Regions from separate parts of the Mus musculus genome. Here regions 1 and 2 are each linked to region 3. The links are chromatin loops, found by intact Hi-C in ENCODE. Cell type or tissue: heart. All regions are shown on one strand.

Region 1 (8,000 bases), 120 kb after region 3:
GCCACAACATCAACAGAAGTCACAACTGGTCACCCAGTGGCATCTACACTTGCTTCAACCCAGCCAAGCAACCCTACACCATTCACAACCTCAACCCAATCTCCATCTATGCCGACCTCCACCCCAAACCCCACGAGCAATCAAAGCGGTGGCAATCTGACTTCCAGTGTCTCCGAGGTGGACAAGACTAAAACAAGCTCTCCCAGTAGCACGGCCTTCACCAGTAGCAGTGGACAAACAGCCTCCTCTGGAGGCAAGAGCGGTGACAGTTTTACCACAGCCCCAACAACCACTTTGGGGCTAATCAACGTCTCTTCTCAGCCTACTGACCTTAATACCACCTCAAAGCTTCTTTCTACCCCCACAACAGACAACACAACAAGCCCTCAGCAGCCTGTGGATTCTTCACCGAGCACAGCGAGCCATCCTGTGGGGCAGCATACCCCTGCTGCTGTTCCCAGCAGCTCTGGCTCCACGCCCAGCACTGACAACTCTACACTGACATGGAAGCCCACTACACACAGTAAGTCATTCCTTGGCATTTTTTGTTTTTGCTTTTCTTCCTTCCTTCTTTTTCCTTTTTTTTTTTTTTCTCTCTTTTGGTTTTTCAAGAAAGGGTTTCACTCTGTAGCCTTGGCTGCCCTGGAACTCATACTCTGTAGACCAAGGTTGGCCTCAAACTCAGAGATCTATCTACCTGCCTCTGCCTCCTGAGTACTGGGATTAAAGGTGTGCTCTGCCATGTCAGGCCGCTTTTGTTTTTCTTAAGACATGAGAAGGCCTGGAGAAATGGCTCAGCTGGTAAGAGCACTGGTTGCTCCTACAGAGGACCTAGGTCCAATTCTCAACATACACATGGTGCGTACACATGGCGCTTGACAACCATTTGTAATCGTCTGACTCCCTCTTCTGGCTTACTTGGGCACTGCACACATTTGGTCCGTAGACAAAAAATGCAGGTAAAATGTGTGTGTGTGTGTGTGTGGGGGGGGGGGGGGGGGGGGGAGACTTGGCAGTGCATTTTCTCATACTACCAGTCAGTTGGAAGATATCGGTGTATGCTGAGTTTTAACCCTTCTACGTGTCTTCTGCCTTCATCAGACCTAGCCTTGGATACCCCTTTTAGCAGTGATAGAGGCTAGCAGTGTATAGATTCAACGAAGCCAGAATCTATGCCCAGGCTTGTGCCACAGGTTGTGGCCGCAGGGTGTTAGAGAATTCTAAAACTGCGTCTCAAACTTGCTTGGTAGCAATCCACTGTAAGAAATACACTTTTAATTAAGTAAAAATAAATAAATAAATAAATAAATAAATGTCAGCATGTGGCACTTGCTGCTAAACCTGATGACCTGAGTTGGACCCCAGGGACCCATGTAATGGGACAGGAGGGTGGGTGGCTGACTCCTTCGAGCTTTCGTTCTTTCTTTCGGGACTTGTGGCATGGTATGCATACTGCTGTTTTCTGGCCCCTTCCTTTCCTTCCTCCTTCTCTCTCTCCCTCCCTTCTTCCTTCTGTCCCTCTCTCCCTTCCTCTGTCCTTCCCTTCCTTCCTTTTCTGAGACTGGCTGGCCTGGAAGGAACCCACTCTGTAGACCAGCCTGGCTCCAAACTTACAGAGCTCCGCCTGCCTCAGCCCCCCGGATGCTGGGATTAAAGCTGTGCACTGTCACATCCTGTCTTATGTCTGCTTCTGCTTATTTAGTTTTTAAAGTGCCAGTCTTTAAATTAGTGTCAGAATCTATGGCCGGCTCAGGAACCTTAAAATCCTGAGTGAGAGTTTCTGAGCATTAGCCTATGCCCTGGGGGACAGGGCCACACCCTATAGCAGGTGCACAGGCTCAGAATGGTCTGTTGAAATCCTCCTCTTTTGCGGTTGTGCCCTGTGACCTTGGACAAGTCACCGAGCTTCAGTTTCCCTGTTGATAAGCAGGGACCGTCCTAAAGGAGCAAGTCTTTGAAACACAAAGCACAACCCCTCCTACAGAGCCTGCGCAGTGTGTTAGCTATGGCCCACCTGTGCCTCAGAGAGGTAATTGTAGCATAGTTCCTGTGACTCCTACTTAGTTCTTACTTCATCCAAGTCTAACTCATTCTGTCCCTGGAGCCCAGGACCCCACTTCTTCATTTCTGCCTCTTTCCTCTTCATAGCTACTGGTTTCAGCTTGTGAGAATCATGAAGCCAGTAAAGACTGTGTTCTCCTCAGCCTTTGCCTTGTCTGTTACAGAACCATTGGGCACCTCTGAAGCCACTCAGCCCCTCACCAGCCAGACACCAGGCATCACTACATTGCCCGTCTCCACACTGCAACAGTCTATGGCGTCTACAGTGGGAACTACGACTGAAGAGTTCACACACCTCATCTCTAATGGGACTCCCGTGGCCCCTCCAGGCCCCAGCACACCCTCTCCCATCTGGGCCTTTGGAAATTACCAGGTAATTCTAGCAGAGGGTGGGATGAGAAACTCAAGGGAAGTCCTTTCCTTTGGCCTTCTCAGGGTCCCTGGCTGGACACTCTAAGGAAAAGTTGTCTGTTTGCCGTTTCCTCTATTCTGACCCCTGGGCAGCCAGGTACTCCTGTCTGAGAAACTGACTAGCCATGCCTGAGTTTGCCATGTGCCCTTCCCCTGTGTCACCCACCCCCACCAAGGGGAGAATCCAAGATCAGGTGACTTCCTGCCTAAACCTTCATCTTTTGACCTCTTCCAGCTAAACTGTGAACCTCCCATAAGGCCAGATGAGGAACTCCTTATTCTGAACCTCACAAGAGCCAGCCTTTGCGTGAGTACACGTGCCCGAGCCCCAGCTCACCCTACATCCCACCCTGCCCATCAACTCCTCAAAGGGAGTAGATGTTCCCCACCTACGCTTCAGATTTATCTAAGTCAGGCAGTGCACACGGGCCTGTGGCTCAGGCCTCTAGTTCCAGCTAGTTAGGATATTAAGGCAGAAGGACTGAAGTCAAAGTCGCGTCTTGGCCACAGCGTGTAACAGAGGCTAGCCCTGGCAACTTAATGAGACTTTCTCTTTAAAAGTAACAGGAGTGCTAGAGAAAGCTTTGATTAGCGCTCGAGGTCCCCAGTTCATTCTCTAGGGCCTCAGAAAAGAGTTCTGATCTGAGCAATCACTCTCTGTCCTGATAGTGGAGTCATAGTCCCTGGTCTCCTGCATAGTTCCATATAAGAAGGTATAGAAATGTGTACAGCTCCCTTCACACCACCAGTGTTCTGGGACCCAGGGCTTGGTGGGGCTGCACTGCATAGCTCTTGACCTCCTTGGTGCAGGAGGTGGCTGCCCTCTACTGGTCACTGCCAGTTTTGCAGACATTTCTGCAGCCCGTAGCTTATACACTTCAGCATCATCCCTAAAGCCCTGTTTCCGTCTTCTTTGGGCTTAGGTTTGTGTAAGTAACCCTGTGGACACCCCCAGAACCCCCTTCTGCCTATTCTGCATGCCTCACTTTCCCTATCAGCCTGAGGTGGCAACAAGAGGCTGGAGAACGGCAGATTTCAATCCCGGGATTGCCTCTCTCCCCTGGCAATGGAGGAGTGCTGTACCCTGTTTAATCCCACTCCCAGCTGAGGCATGATAATACAGCCACTGGGTCCAGAGCCTTAGGAACCTTGCAGGGAGGACAGGGGAAGCCTCGGGGGTGGGGGGTGACATGCAGACAAGATGCCCAGGCTGAGGGGATGGGAAAAGAGTTCAGAACGAGACTGAGAGGCTAAGGACCAGCCTGGGAGTCCTTAACTTAATTCCTGGCGACGTGGGAGCAGCACCAGTGAAGGGTGGAGAAGAGACTGTTGCAGGCTGAGCGGGCAGGGGGCAGCCTCACAAGCCCGAGCTGTTGTGGCAAAGCCTGGGAATCACTTGTGCTCTCGGTACACTAGGAAAGGAGCCCTCTGGATGAGAAAGAGAAACTCGTGGAACTGCTGTGTCACTCAGTCAAAGCGTCCTTCAAGCCAGCTGAGGATTTGTGCACTCTACATGTGGCCCCTATTCTAGATAACCAGGCGGTGGCAGTGAAGAGAATCATTATCGAGAGTGAGTCGAGGGTGAGGGGACCGGACCCTGTGTGGGAGGGAGTGCCACAGAAGGATGGTTAGGGGTGGAGGCACCTAAGACTATACAAGCCAGCCACCATCCCAGCAGACCCGAGGGACATCCTCCCCTTGGGTACCCCCTCTACCCCTGACATTTCACTCTGGGCTGGACCCTGGAGGCAGCATCTGTCTCTTGTCTCTCCCACAGCGAAGCTTTCTCCTAAGGCCGTGTATGAGCTACTGAAGGACAGATGGGATGACCTGACAGAGGTAAGGAGCTTTGCCCTGTATTGTCCTAAGCCCAGTGCCTTCTGGTGAGGAGTTCCTTTGATAGTATAAGCATGCAGGAGGCAGACATATGAACAGGGCGGGTGGTAGGATAGCAGCAGCAGACCCACACAGACTGGAGTGGAGACAAACGGTCTGGACTCCCGTTTTCTGTCACTTAAGTTCTGTGTCTTGGCCAGGCCGGAGTCAGTGACATGAAGCTGGGGAAGGAAGGGCCTCCAGAGGTCAATGAGGACCGCTTCAGCCTGCCGCTCATCATCACCATCGTCTGCATGGCATCCTTCCTGCTCCTTGTTGCTGCCCTCTACGGCTGCTGTCACCAGCGGATCTCCCAGAGGAAGGACCAGGTGAGTGTTTTCTTACTCTAGGTAGCCCAGTTACCCAATGTGTCTCTCACTCGGTCCCTCCACAGGAGTGGGCCTGGAGCCTTCGAACAGGTTCTTGTCCCCGCTGTCAAGCTAGCTTGTCTCTAACGCTGGAGACTCAAATGTGGAAGCAAGAGCAGAAACACTAGGGTTAAGCCGTGTCTGTAAGTCAATGTCTGTAAGTCAATCATAAGTCTACAGCCTTGTCGTCTGCATAGTGGGGATGGTCCCTTGCAGACCTGTTCTGGAGACTTAGGGGATATGATCCCTAAATATATTATATATCATATATGGCCTTGGGCAAGTGCTGCTCTAAAAAAGCTTCTTTCACCCAACCAACTAGAACCACATCTTCTCTGGTGTAGTGGTGGCGTACATTTGTAATGGCAGCACTTGGGAAGCTGATGCCGGGGGATTGCAAGTTGGAGGTCAGCCTGGGCTACACAGCAGGACCCTGTCTCAACTTTACAGTGCTGTTCTGCTGTGGGTCTCCACCCTAGCTGTAAACTAATGAGAGCATTAAGACAGTTCCCACTCCTATTGACCTCGTGCATTGACCGAGGCATGAGTGATGGCAGTGTGTATCCACAGCTGGATCTCAGAGCACAGACTACTGTCTGCACATCTGTAAGGGCCACCCTATTCACCTTGACCACTGAAAAGTCCTGTCAGGCTGCTCTGAAGGAGCCTTGTTTGTTTACTTATTTATTTATGTTGTTCTTCTCTGTTATTTATTATGGAATGATGTAGAAAAACAGAGGTTTTTATGGAGAGGGATGGAGAAGAGAAAAAAGATCTCAAGGACAAAATGTCTTCAGAAATCTCTCTCCATGATGTCACAGACTGCCACGGAATGAAGGTAGAAAGCAGCTGGTAATTTTAGGATATGGGGGAGTACTCATGAGATGGTCAGGCTAGTAGCCAGGGTGGTCTCTGCCCCCACAAGTGAACCACGGGAATTTAATCTGGCCAACTTGAGGTCCCTGGGTTGAATGGGGAAATGTTTCATATTAAAGCTCACAGCACTCCAAAATTGCCGTCTTCCTGTGTTATTGTCCCCATTTTAGCAACGGCTCACAGAGGAGCTGCAGACAGTGGAGAATGGTTACCATGACAACCCAACCTTGGAAGTGATGGAGACTCCTTCTGAGATGCAGGAGAAGAAGGTGGTCAACCTTAATGGGGAGCTGGGGGACAGTTGGATCGTCCCTCTGGACAACTTGACCAAGGATGACCTAGATGAGGAGGAAGACACACACCTCTGATCTGTCTGCTGGCCACCCCAACTGCACTGCAGAGCTCCAGACCACCCAAAGTGCCATTTGGACAGGGAGGGGGAAATCTTCCCACCTGAAGACAGAAAGACTGGGGAGGGAGAATGGACTCCGAAGGTTGTCTCCCTCCTCACAATCCCTACAGGGCCTTAATTTTCCTTTTCAAGTTCAACAAAGTCACATTCTGTCTAGTTCCCTCATGTAAAATAACCTACTTGTGCCTGAGCCCAGAGCAGGAAGGCAGGAGGAAGATGGAGAACGCCATGCGAGTCTCTGGAGCTCCTCCAGGAACGGCACCCTCTCATCTCATAACTGAGGCCTTAAGAGGTCAGGTGACTTGCACGGGGCCACACAGCCCTTTGGTGACAAAGGTTGTTTCCCTCAGTCTGGTGCTTAATTGCATCCAGACACACTACTGTGTTCATCTGTGCCCATTCCCCAAGGCACAAGACACTTGCAGGTGGGCAGGCTGGAAAAGAAAACCAAGCCTCTATGGTCTCAAGGACAGGTCCCCAATTTCCATCTCCTATAACATGGCCTCGGCTAGCTTGTTGTATCCCACCTCTCATGAGTTAGTCTTTAGTCCCATTATTTCCCAGGGCATGGCTTTGAACTTCTTGTTCTACATTCTGATTTCCTTGCCTTTCTTAGTGGGATTGGGACTAAACTCACAGGCCTCACTATCTAATGGAGTCTGCCTAAGGGGTGGGTGGGCAGGCAAAGGCATCTCATGCTCTGATGGCTTCCCCAATAGCTTCCTCATGGCAGCTGATTCTGTACTGAGACTGGCCTATCATTTAAGACACTCCCTAGAAGACACTTCTCAAAAATCTCCTCTGGCCGTCTGCTTCTGCTCCTTTTTTGTTGTTCACTGCTCAGCTGAGTGGGTGACTCCTCAAAACCTAGTGTCACATAGCAGTTGTCTAGGAACAGATATGTCCTGGGGTCCCAACTGGTCCCTGATTGGCAAATGTGTCTCAGTAGACAATCGATCTAACCTACCAGGCATTATTATTATTCCACAGGAAGCTCAGGGACTTTTCAAGTTGCTGAGAGCTTGGGTTGGTGTGCTGTGGTGTGTTGTGTGTGTGTGCGCCAGCTCCTTACTGCCAAAGGCCAAAGCTCAGATCGTGGAGACTGTGAGCTAATTCCATCGGTTTGCACCCTCCTTTGCCACATGGAGAAAGGCCCAGATTGTGCAGTTTTAAGATACCTTGGCCTACTCTCCCAGCACGGAGCCAGGCTTTTGTGTCTGGTGTGCTTTGTGGCATTCCAGCTGTCCCATTTCTGATGGCCTCTCAGGGAACATAAAACCATGCCTAGTACCTAGCACAGGATTTGTCCAGGCTCAGCGGTGTCAGGCAGCCATGTCCAAGGTTGCGAGGGCCCAGCATAGTGATGATGGGTTTCCTGAGAAAGGGGAAGGGGCCCTGTGTGGAGCTTTGAATTAGGCCCATGGTTTGTATTCTTGTGGTATAAGTTCCCAGGACTGTCTGGTTTGGAGCAGCTTATTTGAAAGGGGAGCTAGGGGGGCAGACAGGTGTCCTCTGCCTGAGTCCATCTTTACCACTGTCTCTCTGAGATACAGACTAGAGAGAAAGAAAAGGCTGACAGAAGTCAGGGAAGGCTCCTAGTGAGTTTCACAGGAGCTTGAAAAAAAGGCTAAGAAGAACTCAACAAGCCCCTTGGCATGCTTCTCTAAGGTTTGCAGGGGAGTGTGGGGAACAGTGCCAACTGGGGGGGGGGGGGGAATTAGGTCTGTTTGATCCCTGCATTAGGTTCTGCCACCCAGTGGGTTCATTCTGTCATGGTCCGAGAGGCAGACAGGATTTCTTCTTCTCAATGGGGCAAGGCCATTTGACAGACCGCAAATGCTTTTTCTGCAAACTGGTCACAGATTTCAACCCTACAGTCTGTCAGCTATGATTGTAATATTAGACAACAGATAGTGTGTCTGGGCTGGAGGAACAGCCATGGCTCTGACCAGACTGGCCCAGTGTTCCTTCTTGTGCACTCAAATTGTGTAGCCTTT
Region 2 (8,000 bases), 97 kb after region 3:
GACGAGGAAGGGTTGTCACTGCCCATTCATTATAAGACAGCCAGGCCAAATGGATCACTTCTTGGCCAGTCAAATTGTTCCCTGGAGTCAAGTCCCTGTCCTGGTTGTGTGTCTTGGTTGGGGTTCTCATGGACATGGGAGAAAAAGAGAATCTGGCCTGGCAAGAAATTACAGCACACAGGAGGACTCTGCTTGTGATGGGAGATTAGTGTGAGGAGAGAGCCTTCAGGACTGGTGCATTCATTCAAGGACACTCGAGGGTTGGGAAAGCTGCTGCAGACATGAGGATGACACTCCTGAGCCAGCCAGGTCTGCATGGCTGAAGCTTGGCTAACAGTTCCTAGTAGAGCTCTCGCCTGCCAGTTAACATGACATCGGAAAGCAGGAAGCCAGGCACCTCCATGGGACAGTTTAAAAAAAATAAACAAAAACAAAATGTATTCTTCTCTCATGCAACACATCTTGGGCATGGCCTCCTCCCTCCGATCCTCCAAGTCCCTTCCCCCACCGTGCCTCTCCCCCAGATTCACTGTCTCCCCCCCCCTTTCCCTTCAGAAAGGAGCAGGCCTTGCAAACATTAGGTGGAGCTTGGTGAACCCCTCTGAATAGAGAGAGGAAGGATTGTAGGAGCCAGTGGGGTCGAGGACTCCAGGAGAACACAGGCCACAGAATCAACTAAGCAGGACTCATAGGGGCTCACAGAGACAGATTCGACAATCAACAGTCACGGAGTATTCATGGTCTGCACTGGGTCCTCTGTATACATGCTATGGTTGTTCAGCTTGGGGCGTTTGGGGGACTCATAACAGTGGGAGTGGGGGGTGCCTCTGACTCTTTTGCCAGCTCTTATGACTCTTCCTCCTACTGGGTTGCCTCGTCCAGCCTTAAAATGAGTGGGAGAGTTTTTCAAATAAGGAGGAAGAGGCTATTGTAAAGCTGTCCTGGGACCCACACCACCAGGTTCCAGTCACCTCTTCTGGAGAGAAGGGAAGTGGAAAGTAAGTTGGGTATAGTGACCTGGTGGAGCGCTGGCTGACTGTACCCATCCCTGATGCCAGCTAGCACTGACAGTCCCTTGAGAGTCAGGATGTGTGGCCCCTGTTGGCACCTTCCCTGGAATACACTAGGTGTATACTGGGACAGACACTTTGCAGGTGTCTGGGCTGCAAGGTGAATGGGCACAGTCCCTCCCTGCTAAGCAGTAGGGAGTGTTGTTGATAACAGCCATACAGAGGGGAAGAGTCCTACAAGGTCCCATCACGACACCAGTCCCCTAGGTCTGCTGCTGAGCTGTAGAACTTCAGGTCTGTAAACTAATCTTGACTTCTCCTTTTTTGGTGGTAGGTAACAGGTTGGTTGTTTTTCTCAGGGGTTGAGTGTGTATTTTTCTGTGTTTGTATGTGAGGCTTTGGCTCCGCTTCTAATTGCAGGCATCCGAGTGAACCGTGAGGCTCTAGGGAAATCATAGAACAGGATTTGTAGCTAGATGAAAACACAAGCGTCAATCCCCAGACCCAGGAGAAAAAGCACATCAAAGGCCAACCAATAAATGCTTGGCTGCATGCAGTTGTAAATAAAGTTTTATTGGGACACAGCCATGCTTAATTAATTTACAATATCATCTCGGATTGCCTTTGGGTTCACCCTGGACAGAGTTGAGCATTCGTGGGAAAGACTTTGGGACTCGGAGAAGCCTTTGCTTTCCTCTTTGGCATATTACTGTGTCATAGTGGCTTAGCCCCTCATCTGGAGCCCTTCTTTACAGCAGACACCATCCCCCTTCCAGTTTTAACTTGTCCCCTCCCAAGAGCAGTGGGGGGGGGGCACTGTGGATTCCCCTCCCTCCACTTGCGTAGGGTGGTGCAGATGTGAGAGATGAAGGCAAAGGTGGGGTGCACAGCTCTGTAGCAGGAAATAGGTAGGGGCAAAACTGAGGTCTGGAAGTTGGAGGTACCTCCAGGCATGGAGGACACAGCTCATGATAGTTGAGTCTTGTGAACCCACTGTTCTGAGTACTTAAAGCCAAGGGTTATCATCCTGCCCTTCCTGCCCACTGCTCACTTGGATACACGGGGGAAAATGGAGAGTGGGCAGTTGCCTGGCCACACAGCTACTGTGGAGACTTAAGTCAGATGGTTGGGCTCCTTCCTACCCTCTTCCTCTGCTTTAGTTTCACTGGGACCAAGTACGGATGTGGGGCATATGGGAGCCGGGGTATCCTGTAAAGGAAAAACTGAGCAGGTCCGTGAGGGAAGCTAAATAGACCAACCAGACGAGAAACCACGCCAGGGCAGGGCCCATGTTTTTCCACGGTAGACAGAGTGTCCCCTCAAAAGACAAAAGAATGTAATTTCTGCTTGATTTGGACAAAGAGCCTTAGCTGCTGTGATAGTTAAGGTTTTTGAGACTGGTTGGATTATATGGGTGTGGGCTCTACAACAAGCCACAGTTGTCTTTTCGAGAACCTGGCTGGTTTTGTGTGTCAACTTGACACAAGCTGGAGTTACCACAGAGAAAGGAGCTTCAGGTGAGGAAATGCCTCCATGAGATCCAGCTGTAGGGCATTTTCTCAATTAGTGATCAATTTGTGGGTGGTGCCATCTCTGGGGGTCGTCTTGGGTTCTATAAGAGAGCAGGCTGAGCAAGCCAGGAGAAGCAAGCCAGTAAGTAACATCCCTCCATGGCCTCTGCATCAGCTCCTGCTTCCTAACCTGCTTGAGTTCCAGTCCTGACTTCCTTTGGTGATGAACAGCAGTGTGGAAGTGTAAGCTGAATAAACCCTTTCCTCCCCAACTTGCTTCTTGGTCATGATGTTTGTGCAGGACTAGAAACCCTGGCTAAGACAGTGGCCCTCAAGGCTGAGCTGAGGATGGTGTCGCTGGGAGCTGCAGGGAAGAGATGATGCTTCAGAGCTGCCAGGATTCACGCAGACACTGATTTCAGACTTTACTCTTCCAGACTGAAGATGCTCCAATGTTGCTCCAGTGTTTTCCTGCCCCTCAGACCCTGTCTGTGAATCAGGGGCCCAGGGAAAAATGGCCCTGGAGAGGGTGCGGACTCTGACAGACCTCACTTGCTGAGCCTGGAGCTGCTTATCCCTAGGTCCTTCCTGGGTCTCAGGGAGTGGGTGTCACTTGAGCATCGAAGCAGGCAGCCTGGAGCACACCTTCCTTGGTGGTTGTGTCAATGACTCCGAAGTCCCAGTAAAAGCTGGCTTACCTGTGTATTGCACAGTGTTACACAGGAATTGCTCATATTCTGAGGGACCTTGGAAACTCTCTGCATGCATCACAGTGCCTGGGTCTCAGGGTCAGAGGCTGGGGGCGGGGTCTGTGTCCCCATCTGTGTGTGTTCTTTGGTCCCACTAAGCCAAGGAGGGCTGCCTCAGGTCCAGCTGTCCTTTCATTGCTCTGGAGGTGACAGCTTGGAGTGAGGAGCTGTGGTGGAAGGAAGGAGAGGCCAGGCGAGTGTCCGGGTGGAGTCCAGTCTTGCTGCCTTCCTGCCTGCCTTCCACACGCCCTCTTCCTGGAGCATTCTTTCCAGTTTCCTTTTCTGCTATTAATAGTGGAGTCAGTCCCAGGTCTGGGAGCAGCCAGGAACAGGAGGAAGCCAGCCCTTATGGAAGGTTTAAGCAGCACCCACCTCTCCCTGGGGAGCAGGCTGAAAGGGCCTTCTTTTGCTCCGTCCTCCACCCTGCTGGGGCAGCAGCTACCCCAGCCTGAGGTAACCTTTCCTCCTCGCCAAGCATCTGCCCTGTCCTCCATCCCCTCTATCGCAGGACAGCTTCTCAGATAAGAAGAGAAACAGTCTAACCTGTTTGCCTACCCTTTTCCATCTGCGCCCCATTTGGCCATTTCCTTTCCACACTTCGAATCTCACCACCAGCCCGTGTTCTTGCTGCCGATCGCTGTCCCTCTGCCCCAACTCATGTGCAGAGCCATCCTTCGGCACTTGCAGGAGGCTGGTGCTAAGACCCTGTCCTTCCCCCACTTGGTAGAGTCGCTTATTACATGGCATAGCATTTGCATACAGTCTGCACTGATCCTTCTATATGCTTCAAGTCACCTAGACCCAGGGATCTTCACTGGGTTGCAAGTCTGCATGTTTTTCTGTTTTTTGTTTTTTTCTTTAGATGTATTTTATGTGCCTGCTTTGTATGAGCATGGTATGCATTTCCGGTGTCCGTGTAGCTTAGAACGGGAGTTATATAGATGGTTGTGAGGCTCCCTAGGAGTGCTGGGAGCTGAAGCCAGGTCTATCACAAGGGCAACAGAGTTCATAGCTGCCAAGCCCTCCACTGTGGTTATAGAGGGCGGACCATGAACCCACGTCACTCACAGGAATTGAGCTCTATAGTCTGTCTTTCTCTTAGCCACCCTGGGTCTCACTGGTCCTCTATCACAGACCCCTGTTCTCCTCTTTCCAGGTGGTCCTTCCCCTCCGCTTTCTCTCCCAGCTTCTAAGCATCTGACCGCTGCTGGAGCAGAGGCACACGGCTGACTCAGTTCATCTTACACTCACAAATTGTGCTTTATGTTGCCACCGAATGCTACCCAACAATCACGTCTTATTTGTCTAGTATAATGTTTCTGAAAGTGGTCCTCTGACCAGCAGCATCCAACAGTGGGAACCCAAGAAACCAGCAAGTTGTCCCACTATCGTCTGTTTCTCCCAGAACTGGTGTAAACATTGGAATGTTGCAAACCCTCCTGGAGTTTTGATGCTGGCTGGGGCTTGAGAACCACTTTTCTAGTAGGTTCTTGTTTGCTATTTTCAATGGGAATATCTTATTATTTCTTTCTTTACATACTTATTTATTTAGAGACAGAGTTTCTCTGCGTACCTGTCCTGGAACTCACCTTGTAGATCAGCCTGGCCTCGAACTCAGATCCTCCTGCCAATGCCTCCAGAGTGCTGAGATTAAAGGTGTGCATCACCATCACCCAGGGCATTTCTTACCCCTTCCTTCACCTCCCCCATAACCATCCCATCAGCTTCACTTCCTCAGCAGCCCCTGCAGCAGCTGCTGCTGTCATTAGATAGGGACCACTTGGAGAGTTCTGAATATGAGCATTTGAACTGCCATGTGTAAGATCTCCCTGTCCCCAAATTACAAACGGGCAGAGGTCTGTGTTTGTCATCCTCTTCCTTGACCTTTCAAAGATGCAGATGTCCCATATCCAGGCACCAATGTAGCTCTCTTTATATCTCAAGGACTCAGAGAGGCAGTAGAAGGAGACCAGTCACCCGTGCAGAAGAGGATCCCTGCCTGAGCTGCCTCTCCCCACCTCCACCTAGAGCCCCCAGCTGTGCTCTCTCCATAGGCTCCCTCATCAGGAGGCTTCCAGCTGCCCTGTGCCTCTGCTTTCCAGCACCCCCCTCCCAGATGTTGCTAGGCTCATGGCTCAGCAGCTATTCTTGCCTGAAAAACAGATGGCAGGAACCCTTGTTGTCTCTGTTTCCCACTGTAGGTAATTGCCCAGAATGCAGTGTTGGGAATCTCTGTAAAGTTAAACAAGTGTTTTCTAGTTTCTATCCCTAAGGATACATTTTGGCAGTTTTGGAATGGTATAATCAAGTATGCGTCACTTTTTGCTTTGCCTTTTGCCTTGTCTCTCTATGTCATCTAAGTGGACCTTAACTTCAGACCTACTGTTGCAGCCTGCTGATGCTGGCTGGAACATGGCGTGCTTGCTCTCTCAAATAAGAAGTCGTCTTGGACTTTTAATTTTCAATGAATTAATGTAATTGTAAATGTAAACACAAGTCACCCCTGTTCCTGTTCTATAGTATTCAGGTACATGACTGCAATCACATCTTATTACTACCTCCATTGGTAAACATTTATTCTTGTCTGTATGGGGCCAATACAAAAAGCAACCTTGGAGGTGTTTCTGGAACTCCTTAGGGTAAGCATGGAGTGGTACAATCAAAAGTTGCTGAACCAAAAGTTGAGAGAATTGCACATGCCCAGTGTTCTATTTTGCAGAGTATTTGTGCAGATTTTCACTTAATCCATATGCTTTTTAAAAAAAGACCAGTCTTTGAATTGACCTCATCGGCCTTCATCCGTAGGAGCTGTCTTTGCACCACATTCCTTTGTACATGTGTCAGAAATGTACTGGACAGTGGTTCTGGGTGGCAAAGCGGGTTTACCTTTGCACATGTCTTCTGACCTTTACTCCATATTCTTGCTGCCTACCCCTTGTCTGGATTTACAGGTTTTGCTGATTAGGGGGATATGAAATGGCAACCCCCTCTTTTATTTTGCACTTCTTTAGCTAGTGACATTTCTTGATGTTCCTGGCTTATATGTACTGTTTCTCATTTTTCTGTGAAATGTCTTGAGTTAGAGGCTTTCTGCTGTAACAAATTAAGAAGAACAAAGGAAGACATGTTTATTTTGGCTCATGGTTTCCGAGGGGTTCATGGTCGCTTGGCTCTGTGAGTCTGAACTGGTGGTGAGGCAGAGCTTCAGGGAGGGGAGGGGAGAGAGGGGACTCGGCAGGGCAAAGATACACCCCTCCAAGGCACACCCTTGGTCATCTGCTGACCTGCTTCATCTGGGGACCAAATATCCAGCACAAGCCTTTGGGGGAAGTTGTCGCAAGCAGAGCGTGTCTGTTTTGCTTGTGGTTGCTTTTGCAGACTTCTTGGAGGAGGATAACTGGACCCTTTGGGATTCTATAAGGATCTGGTCTTTGCTTACTATGGTCCCCTACACCCACACCCAGGCATTCATCCTGACGCCTTATTGTTTTCAAACGGCCCACGACTGGCTCCTCCGGGTGGATCCCTCATTTGGCTGCTTTCTGTCTTTTGGACTTGCTCTTTGTTTCTTGTTGTCTTCCTCACTTGTCCTGGCATTACAAGATGTTCTGGGCTCAGCTGCTCCATCAGCGATAGAAGCGCAAACCTTTCTCCAGGAGCCCTGGTTGGTGCGTGTTCCTGGAGGATGACATTAGGTAGGCACAGTCTGGTCCCAGGTTGTGTGCTGCTGCTTTGTCACACCTGCTAGGTGCTGCCATGGGGCAGAGCAAGAAGATGCAGTCGTGTATATTCATCGGACTAGCCGTACAAAACAGTAAAATGAGCTCGTGAGCTGGCAAGTTGGCTCAGAGGTAAAGGCCCTTGCTGGCAAGTCTGACAAGCTGCTTGGTCCCTGGAACCACACGGTGGAAGGAGAGAGTCTACTGACCTCCAAACTCATCACCTGACACTCCTTGCCACACAATGAATGAATGAATGAATGAATGAATGAATACAGTAAACAAACAAACGAGTAAATGAATGAATGAGGTAAAAACTTGAGCTCACCCTGACATCTCTAGACTTCAGGACTTGTTTAGCTTCTCCACTCCACCTCTCTCTTGCTTGTCTGCGATCTGTCTGAACAATAGCTTTTTGACGGCAGTCTACAGAGAACTGTGGACTTTGTGTTTTTAAGTGGTAAAAGTGTGTTTCACCCAAAGGCACGGGTTATGAGTTTCAAACTGATTTTACCTGTGAAGTTGGACTAAGCAGGTAATTAAACACAACACAGAGAGCTCAGGCTGGGTTCTCCTTACTGCAGAGGGGAGTTGTTCTATGCAGTGAGGCTGTGTGATGGACACGTCTAGAATGTGGCTGACTTTGTTTCCGTAGACTTCATTGGTCCTGGGGTTTCCTCAGCATCCCACTTGACTATTTCACCATGTACAGCAAAGAAAGCCACGCCTTTGAGGTGCTTGGTTCTGCTTCTCCTTATCCATCACCACAGTGCTGCAGTTGCCCAAATAACCTCACAAAGCCCCTCCCCTTCTTCAGTCTCTCTAGCCACTCTGCTGTTCTCCAGTCACCCATGCGTGTGCGCACACACACACGCACACCTACAGTGTGTATTTTAAGCTGCTGTGTTCATGCATGCCTGCAATCCCAGCACTCTGGATGTGAAGAAAGGGGGGGATTATAGGGTTACCAAAAGCCTGGATTATGTAGTGAGGCACTGTCTCCAAAAAAAG
Region 3 (8,000 bases):
GACTGGATCAGTGTTTTTTCAAGTGCACCCAATACTACTGTTGTACACCTTAGCAGGAAGCCAAGCTCAGGCCTCCAGTGTGAACTATTGATTGAGACTTCATCCATGCTAATGTGCTAACTGACTGCAGCATATAAAAATTACACTCCTAAACAGCTTTTAAAAAGTGGGGGACTGGAAGGATGGCTCAGTGTGGTTAATGCATGCTGCTCTTGCAGAAGATAGAGTTTAGTTCCCAGCGCCCATGTTGTGTGATTCACAACTGCATATAAGTCCAGCTACGGAGGATCTGATGCCCTCTTCTGTCCTCTGAAGTCACACACACACACACACACACACAGAGTACATCCTTTACAAAGGAACAAAATGGGGCTGAAGAGATGGCTCGGTCTTACACGCGTTCACGACTGGCCAGGAAGAACACAGCAAACCGGAATCTTCTGCGGCAAAACTTTATTGCTTACATCTTCAGGAGCAAGAGTGCAAGAGAGCAAGAGCTCTATTGCTTACATCTTTAGGAGCCAGAGTGCAAGAGAGCAAGAGTGCAAGAGAGAGAATGGCGAAACCCCGTCCCTTTTAAGGAGAATTATCCTCCGCCTAGGACGTGTCACTCCCTGATTGGCTGCAGCCCATCGGCCGAGTTGTCGTCACGGGGAAGGCAGAGCACATGGGGTGGAGAACTACCCTTGGCACATGCGCAGATTATTTGTTTACCACTTAGAACACAGGATGTCAGCGCCATCTTGTAATGGCGAATGTGAGGGCGGCTCCCACAGCTCGGTAGTCAGGAACAATTACTACTCTTACAGAGGACCTAGGTTCAGATTCTAGCACTCATACATGGCTCACGGCTATTTTTCTTTTCTATTTGTTTTTTATTGTATTTATTTAGTGTATGAGTGTTCTGCTGCACATACACCTGCAGGCCAGAAGAGGACATCAGATACCACTGTAGATGGTTGTGAGCCACCATGCAATTGCTGGGAATTGAACACTGGACCTCTGGAAGAGCAACCACTGCTCTTAACAGCAGACCCATTTCACCAGCCCCTCACAACTAGTTTTAACTCCATCTCCAGGGGACCCAGTGCCCTTTGCTCTCTACAGATACCAGGCCCACACATGTCATATATGCATACATGCAGACAAAAAAAGCTCATATACATAAAAAAATTAATTTAATTTTTAAAAAAGTTGGAGGCTGGCAAGATAGTTAAGTGGGTAAATGTGCTTGCCACCAATCCTGATGACCTGAGTTTGGTCCCCAGGATCTACCCACATAGCAGGAGAACCAACCTCCCCCACATTATCCTCTGACCTCCACACAGTTGTTTGATCCCACTCCAGAGTCTAAACTGATTGGGTTAGGGTTCAGTCTAGGCTGGGGACCCCAAAGCCTTCACTGCACAGGCAAGAGGACCTCACTGTGAGAAGTTTTGAATACCCTTCAATTTCTTCCTTCCCAAAGACCCTTGAGTTTCTTGCTTGCAGAGTTTATTTCCCCAGCTTTAAATTTTTTATTACATTTATTTATGTGGGGGAGGAAAACAGGGTTGTGTGGAGGTCAAAGGACAACTGGCAAGAGTCGGCTCTCCACCATGTTGAGTCCCAGCGATTGAAGTCAGACCATGGGGCTTGGCGCCAAGTGCCTTTACCCACTGAACCACCCTGCTGGGCCCACTTTCCCAGGCACCACCTCAGTTCTGGGAAGAGCAGGCTGCCATCCAAGTACAGCATGACATCTACGTGCGGTTACAGCTCTGCAGCACACGGCTCTGCTTCGAAACAAAGGGAGAGGACGTTGGGAAGCAACCTTCCCTACCCCCAGCCAGGCACAGACTCAGCCAGGCAGAGGGGTTGGGGGCGGGGCTGCAGTGCAGCTGGGTGGTGGCGATCCCTACCGCCCCAGTCCTCATTTCCTGATCAGCTCAGAAAGCATTTCCATGTTGGCCCAAAGTTTCTGTTTCCTGTCCCCTCCCACACTATTTTTAGGCCCAGCAGGCATTTCCTGTGTTGGCCTGTCCCACCCACCTCGGGTCTGTCCTGGCTTCTCCTATCAGGATGCCTGCAGGGTGGGCCTGACACACGTGATTCCCCTCGTAGGGACCCTGGTGTCCCTGGAAACAGGTTGGTACCCAGCAGGTGGCCCGCAGCTGCCAACTCCCACTTGGTGCCACCCACCCAACGCAAGACTTGCTGTTTCAGAGTCGGCCCTTCCCTTAGGCCTGAGACTCTCCTATCTCTGTGTAGCCATCAAGATACACAGGTGCTGCAGGGACTCCCCAAGAATGGGCAGTGGCACTTCAGGCCTGAAGGTTGGCTTTTATCCTCTGATATCCTAGTCTTGTTGCCATAGTATGGGGAGAACCTGTCAACCTGTGGGTCGTGTCCCTTTTGACAACTATCCCTGAAAATATTTACCTTATTATTCATGACAGTTATGAAGTAGCAATGAAAAATAATTTAATCGTTTCGGGGGAGGGGATCATCACAACATGAAGAGCTGTATTAAAGGATGGCAGCATTAGGAAAGTTGAGAATCACTGAGAGTTCAGGGACTTCCCAGCCTAGACCTAGTCCTTTTACCCTGAGTTGCTCCCCATGCAGCTTCGAGTTTTTAAATACCTCCTGTGCCTAGAATAACAAGGCTCTGTTTACCCAGGCTGAGGTAGACAGGAGAGGACCTTAAAGCTCAGAAACAAGGAGGCTTGAGATTCATCCATCCATCCATCCATCCATCCATCCATCCCAGCCCATCTGACTGCGTGAAAGGATCCACACCACAGATCTCAGTTCTGGGTTCTTCATGACTGCCCTCCTAAAGAGTCTGTATAGACAGCTGACTTTCTTGCTTTCTCCCTCCTCAGGAAAGTATCACACCACAGATACGCTGCATCCATGCCCACTGCATAGATATAAATGTAAAAAGAATAAGATGTTTCCACATCTTCAAGAACTAATTGCAGGGACTGGAGAGAGAGATGACTCAGTGGTTAAGAGCATTGGCTGCTTTTCCGGAGGACTTGGGTTCAATTCCTAGCACCCACATGGCAATTCATAACAATCTGTAAGTCCAGTCCCAGGGGATACAATGCCCTTTTCTGGCCTTCATGGGTACTGCTTGCATGTCTGGCATGGACATGCATGCAGGCAAAACACTCATACACATTTAAAAAATTGTTTTTTTATGTTACACATTAAAAAAATAGTTTTAAAGAACCTTTTGCAGGAGGCAGGGGCAGAAGTAGGTAGATCTCTGTGAACTTGAGGTCAGATTGGTCTAGATAGCAAGTTCCAGGCTATACAGGGCTACACAGAGAGAATCTTTAAAAAAAAAAAATTAGGCTGAGGGTGGTATCATAGACAAGCAATCCATGCAATCCTAGCACTTAGAGACTGAGGAGCAAGGACCAGCTTCAAGGCCAGCCTGGCTTCATAGTGATACCATATAAATAGGCAAACAAATCTCACCCTTTTGTGATCCTTTACTCTAGCTAAGGAAGAGTGGAGACCACAGTATTTGAAGTCAGACCACAGCGTTTTCTCTGGTTCTTGCTCTCACTGTGTAGCCAAGCTGTCTCAAGCCTCCCAACTGCTGGATAATGGGCCTGAGCCGCTGCAGGAAGCCCAGCCTCTTCTCTTTGCATCAGATTCAGGTGGAAAGAAGCCACTTCCCAGAGCAGTGTCTCCAGAACTCTCAAAGGGAGGTTGCCACCAGTACTCTGCAGCCAGCTCCTGTTGGATTCAGTACCACCCACCTGGAACATCAGATTGCCCAAACACCTACAGAGCTATTCTTACACCAAGTCCTAACCAACTCAAAGTGGCTATCAAATGAACATCTCCTCTATCCCTTCTCTGTTTTTCTTTCTCTCTTAATGACATCTGAAACCAGTGGCTATGAGTCACTAGTCTCTGTCTTCTTGACTCCAGAACTTGAGTTCACTAATGGATGGCCTTTCTCTTTCTGGGTGTGAGTCTTTCTGGAAATGTTGCCTTCTGTCCATCTTCTTGGTTAAATGGTTGAAATAATCTATGCAAGATCGCCTAAAAGATATACAGCTCTCAGCTACTGTGTGTCATGTACACACAGTAGGGCTTCGGGGGCTGAGAAGAACCACAATATAATAAAATCTTTTAAAACTCTTGCTATTTTTGGGACTAGAAAGATGACTCGGTAGTTAAGAGCGCTGGCTGATCTTGCCGAGGATCCAGGCTTAGTCCCCAGCACCCACATGATGGCTCAGAGCCTTCTGTAGCTCCAGTTCCAGGAAATCCAACCCCTTCTGGATTATGTGGATATTACATCCATGTATGTGGCACACACACATTCATGCAGGCACAAACTCATGCATATAAAATAAAAACAAACAAAGCTTTTTAAAGAAGAAACATCTTACTACTTAACACAATGTACCACCCACCTAGTGCCAGAGAATAGAGCTGCCCTGGCAAACCCCAGGGACTGTGCAGACAGCTGCCACACTGTAACAGCTGGCAACAGTCACTGCAGAGGACCTGGACAGCTTAGACTCTACACCTGAGCTGATCAACAGAGGAGCCCAGCTCTCTGAATATTGCTCTGTGCTCTGCCCTGTGAGGCCCCCACCCTGTCAGCCCTACATCTCTTGCACTGCCTCTGTTGTCTGGTCCCGGCCATGGCTGAGAAAAGCTGGTTTCCTGGGAGCCTTATAGAGCACTCATTCCTGAGCTGGTAGATAAAGCCACCTGCCAGCTTCCAGGCCCCCTCTTCACCTGTGTCAACCCTCAGCCATCTAGAAAACAGGCTGCTTGGGAGTTAACTGTCCACACTTATTCCAGAAAGTTGAGGAAACCTAGAGAGAAACTCACCCTCTAGGTTCAGAAGCAGAGGAGCAACACACACACACACACACACACACACACACACACACACACTCAGCTATGATGGAGAAGAATGGCCCAGTGGCCAATTCACTGTACCACTCTGGGCCACCAGATGGCGGGCACAAGCCACCTGACTTGACCATCATCCCACTCAGAAGCAGCTGTTTAAAGGGCAACTTCAGTCAGAGGCCACCCTGAAAGGAACCCCAATAACTCACACAACACACCTACATTCACATTCCCAACTTCGCACATAACACAAATAGACAGTGCATACATAATATATACATATTTAATATCATACACAGCACACACGATATAAACACTACAGTAAACAATACAAACTCCTTATAACATACAACACACTCAATAGACAACAAGCACACATACCCAACATCACACACACACTATATAATACATATTAAATGTACATATTCTTAATATCATGCACAGTACATACAATATAAACGCTACAGTACAGAGCACACAGCCACATATCAACATCATAAACACAATATAGCATGACACATATATAATACTCTTTACAACATGCAACAACACACTACAGCACAGAGTACGACATATACCACACACAGCACACAACAATGTATGCAACATTTCACACACCACATGCACTTCACACAGAAAATACAATATAGACAACTCAAGACGCAAGAGGCCTGGTCACATCCCACACCCCACTTTGAGAGCCTGCTGGTTTCTATCTTTGGCTCTCTCCCTGTTGCCAAGGGTACCTATCAGTTCCCAGGGTGACCTCCCTCCCCCATCACCTCCTCCCTCTCTCCTCCCAGAAACTAGGCAACTCCGCCACCACTTTCTGCTTCATTGGGTACTTTCCTTCTGGTTGCTTTTCTGTTCAACTAACCAGGCGATCCCGCGACACACACTATCATTGCTTTATTAGGAGGAACAGAGTCCAGACTGACACCTTTGCCCTCATGGTGGGCAGACAAGACTCCAGTGAGGCAGACCCCACGTACAAAGCCCTCCTCTTACTTACTCCCCTCTCCTGACACACCTGCTCCATCCCCATACATGCTGCTGAAGTCCTGTTAGGGTAGGAGAGCCAAGTGAAAGGAATCCGGTTCCGCCCAGAGCCAGCGGCCCCTCCCATTGGGCTTCACTGAGAGACACAGAGGGACAATAGGTAACTTGGGACACCATACTGTGTGCCTGAGGCTAGGCCTCTCCGGTCAGCTCTATCCTGGGGCCCTCCGGAGCTAAGCCCTGGGAGGTTGAGCCCATTTCAGGATATCTGGTGAATCTCAGAGCTGGGAACCGGCCTCTGGCCTGAATTGGCTTCTCTTTTGTGCTGAGCCTCCAGCCAAGGACCAAGAATAGGGAAAGACAAACAATATTCTCCAGGCTCCGGTAGAACAAAGGGAAGGCTGTGCGCTCTCTGAGCAGGGTGTCTTCACCTGGATGTAACTATTTATCAGGCAACCCAGGCCCCACCCCTTCCAATCTTCCCATCCCCACCGCCATACTCCTCCCTCCCCAGGGTCCTAGCCCCGACGTCCTCAGCCCCAAAATGGAGTGAAAAATTGCAGTCAGTGGCAGAACCAAGCGAGGTAACTTAGAATCTCCCAACCCTTAAAAGTTGCTGGATTTTTGTTTGTTTGTTTGTTTGTTTGTTTTCAACTACAAAACCAGTGATTGTTATCGTGTTTTCATTTTGAGAAGCTCATCAGAGTAGGCTCACAGCTAAATCCTTTGTTCAGAAGTAGTAAACACGGCAGGAATACAGAGTATTAGTTGCAACTACAGATCATGGGAAGTCAGGGAGATGAGAGACCGCCAAGTCCAGGGGTCTCTCAGACGCGAAAACATCCTCACCTTTTAGTGAGATCAGACAGGCAGACTCTCAGCCCATCAAGCTCTCAGACACGCCCTCTGTGGGTGAATGGAGGAAGGCAGATGTACTGTTTCCACAAGGTGAGCTATTACTCCGCCTCACAAAAGCAGGGGATTCTGACCCAGGTACCAGCCCTTAGGAATGTGGTGCCCAGTGGGGGAGAGGGGGGAACCGTGTCATACAGGGGGAAATGCTGTCTGAGCCCAGTTATAAGAGGCACCAAAAGTGGGCAAACCTGTGGCAATAGACAGTACGATGGGAACTGGTTGGATACAGAAAGCTTTAATGTGAGGGCGTCAAGTCCAGCCCCTGTCCCAGCCCCTTCCGTTTCTTAGACTCCGTGGCGTCCAGACGGCCTTTGGCTTCCTCCCTCCTCAGCCTCAAACCACCCCAAGCTCTGGGGAAACTGAAGCTCGAACTTTGCGTCCTAGCCTGGTCATACACTTTCCTCCACACCTATTTCTGAGTTTCATCCATTTCTCTTGTATCTTTCCCTCCCTTGCCAGGCCTCGGTTTGTTCTGTAACTCTGACCACAGACTGCCTTCTAGAACTGTATCTGTCCTCCTCAATCTTTGCACAGAAGAAAGGGTACGAATCAACAACGCACAGCCACCACAAAGCAAACGAAGTCTCTAAAGGCCAGGAGTCACTCCCAGGACAGTCAGGGCTGATTCCAAGGTTGGGCTTGGAGAGGGGAGACATTCCTGGGCCCTGAGCAGGGAGTCCGGGTTATCTGGAGCTGATTGCACTTAAAAGCGCTTGCTTTACTTCAAAGGAGTCTTCAGGGTGCACTCTGGCCATCGGAGCTGTCTCTCTCGGATAGGCAGCAGTAAATCCTTGAGAAGGAACAGAGCCCGGCTGCCCCTGCTCTGGTCCACACGGATCAACCTGTCAGGGCAGATTCCAGAGCTATTTACAGCCCTGCCTGGGGGTCTTTCCTCTTCACAAGTGGCCTGTCTCCCCGCAGAGGGACTGAGGTGGGGAGCAGGTCTTCTGTCCTCTTTCGCAGTGCTGAGGAGAACTGAGCATCCTGGTGGTTAGCCTTAGTCTCCTCACAGCCTCCCATGGTGTTGCCTTCCTCTCCCCATGGCCCTCACACCACCATCAATCCTTAGAGAAATACAAAGGCAACCACAAAGAGAAATCCCATTGCTCCTGTTAGTGATGGCAAGGAGGACTGGAGATCATCCTAGTGCATTGTGGGTAGAGTTGCAACATGGCAGCTGCTAAGAACAGCATGCTAATTCCCTGAGAAAC

Evidence for each region. Peaks named below come from ENCODE experiments on the same cell type or tissue, not always from the same donor. Only the 100,000 strongest peaks of a DNase experiment are listed, where the experiment ranks them.
Region 1: it touches region 3 in a loop (8-fold over the local background); 36 of 42 quality-filtered maps call a loop at or near these places.
Region 2: it touches region 3 in a loop (2.8-fold over the local background); 11 of 42 quality-filtered maps call a loop at or near these places.

What each region holds. Positions count from the first base shown.
Region 1 is chr6:31,520,981-31,528,980 of GRCm38, reverse strand. Podxl (podocalyxin-like) reads left to right here. Exons shown (of 8, transcript NM_013723.3): 2 at 1-523; 3 at 2,226-2,434; 4 at 2,708-2,779; 5 at 3,889-4,042; 6 at 4,250-4,311; 7 at 4,509-4,676; 8 at 5,762-8,000. The coding sequence ends at 5,959. Among named protein-coding and RNA genes, the nearest start is that of Podxl, 39 kb to the left of the region's middle. In heart, CTCF peaks have their summits at 245, 885 (motif pointing left) and 3,295 (motif pointing left); a DNase peak (open chromatin) is centred at 3,550; H3K27ac peaks cover 516 bases.
Region 2 is chr6:31,539,998-31,547,997 of GRCm38, reverse strand. The region is part of intron 1 of Podxl (podocalyxin-like); the gene reads left to right. Among named protein-coding and RNA genes, the nearest start is that of Podxl, 20 kb to the left of the region's middle. In heart, no CTCF peak of the experiment used is centred here; a DNase peak (open chromatin) is centred at 3,487; H3K4me3 peaks cover 717 bases; H3K27ac peaks cover 2,691 bases.
Region 3 is chr6:31,636,639-31,644,638 of GRCm38, reverse strand. No RefSeq gene overlaps it. Among named protein-coding and RNA genes, the nearest start is that of Gm13846, 10 kb to the left of the region's middle. In heart, CTCF peaks have their summits at 921 (motif pointing right), 4,984 (motif pointing right) and 6,791; DNase peaks (open chromatin) are centred at 2,018, 4,968, 6,028 and 7,068; H3K4me3 peaks cover 2,224 bases; H3K27ac peaks cover 5,211 bases.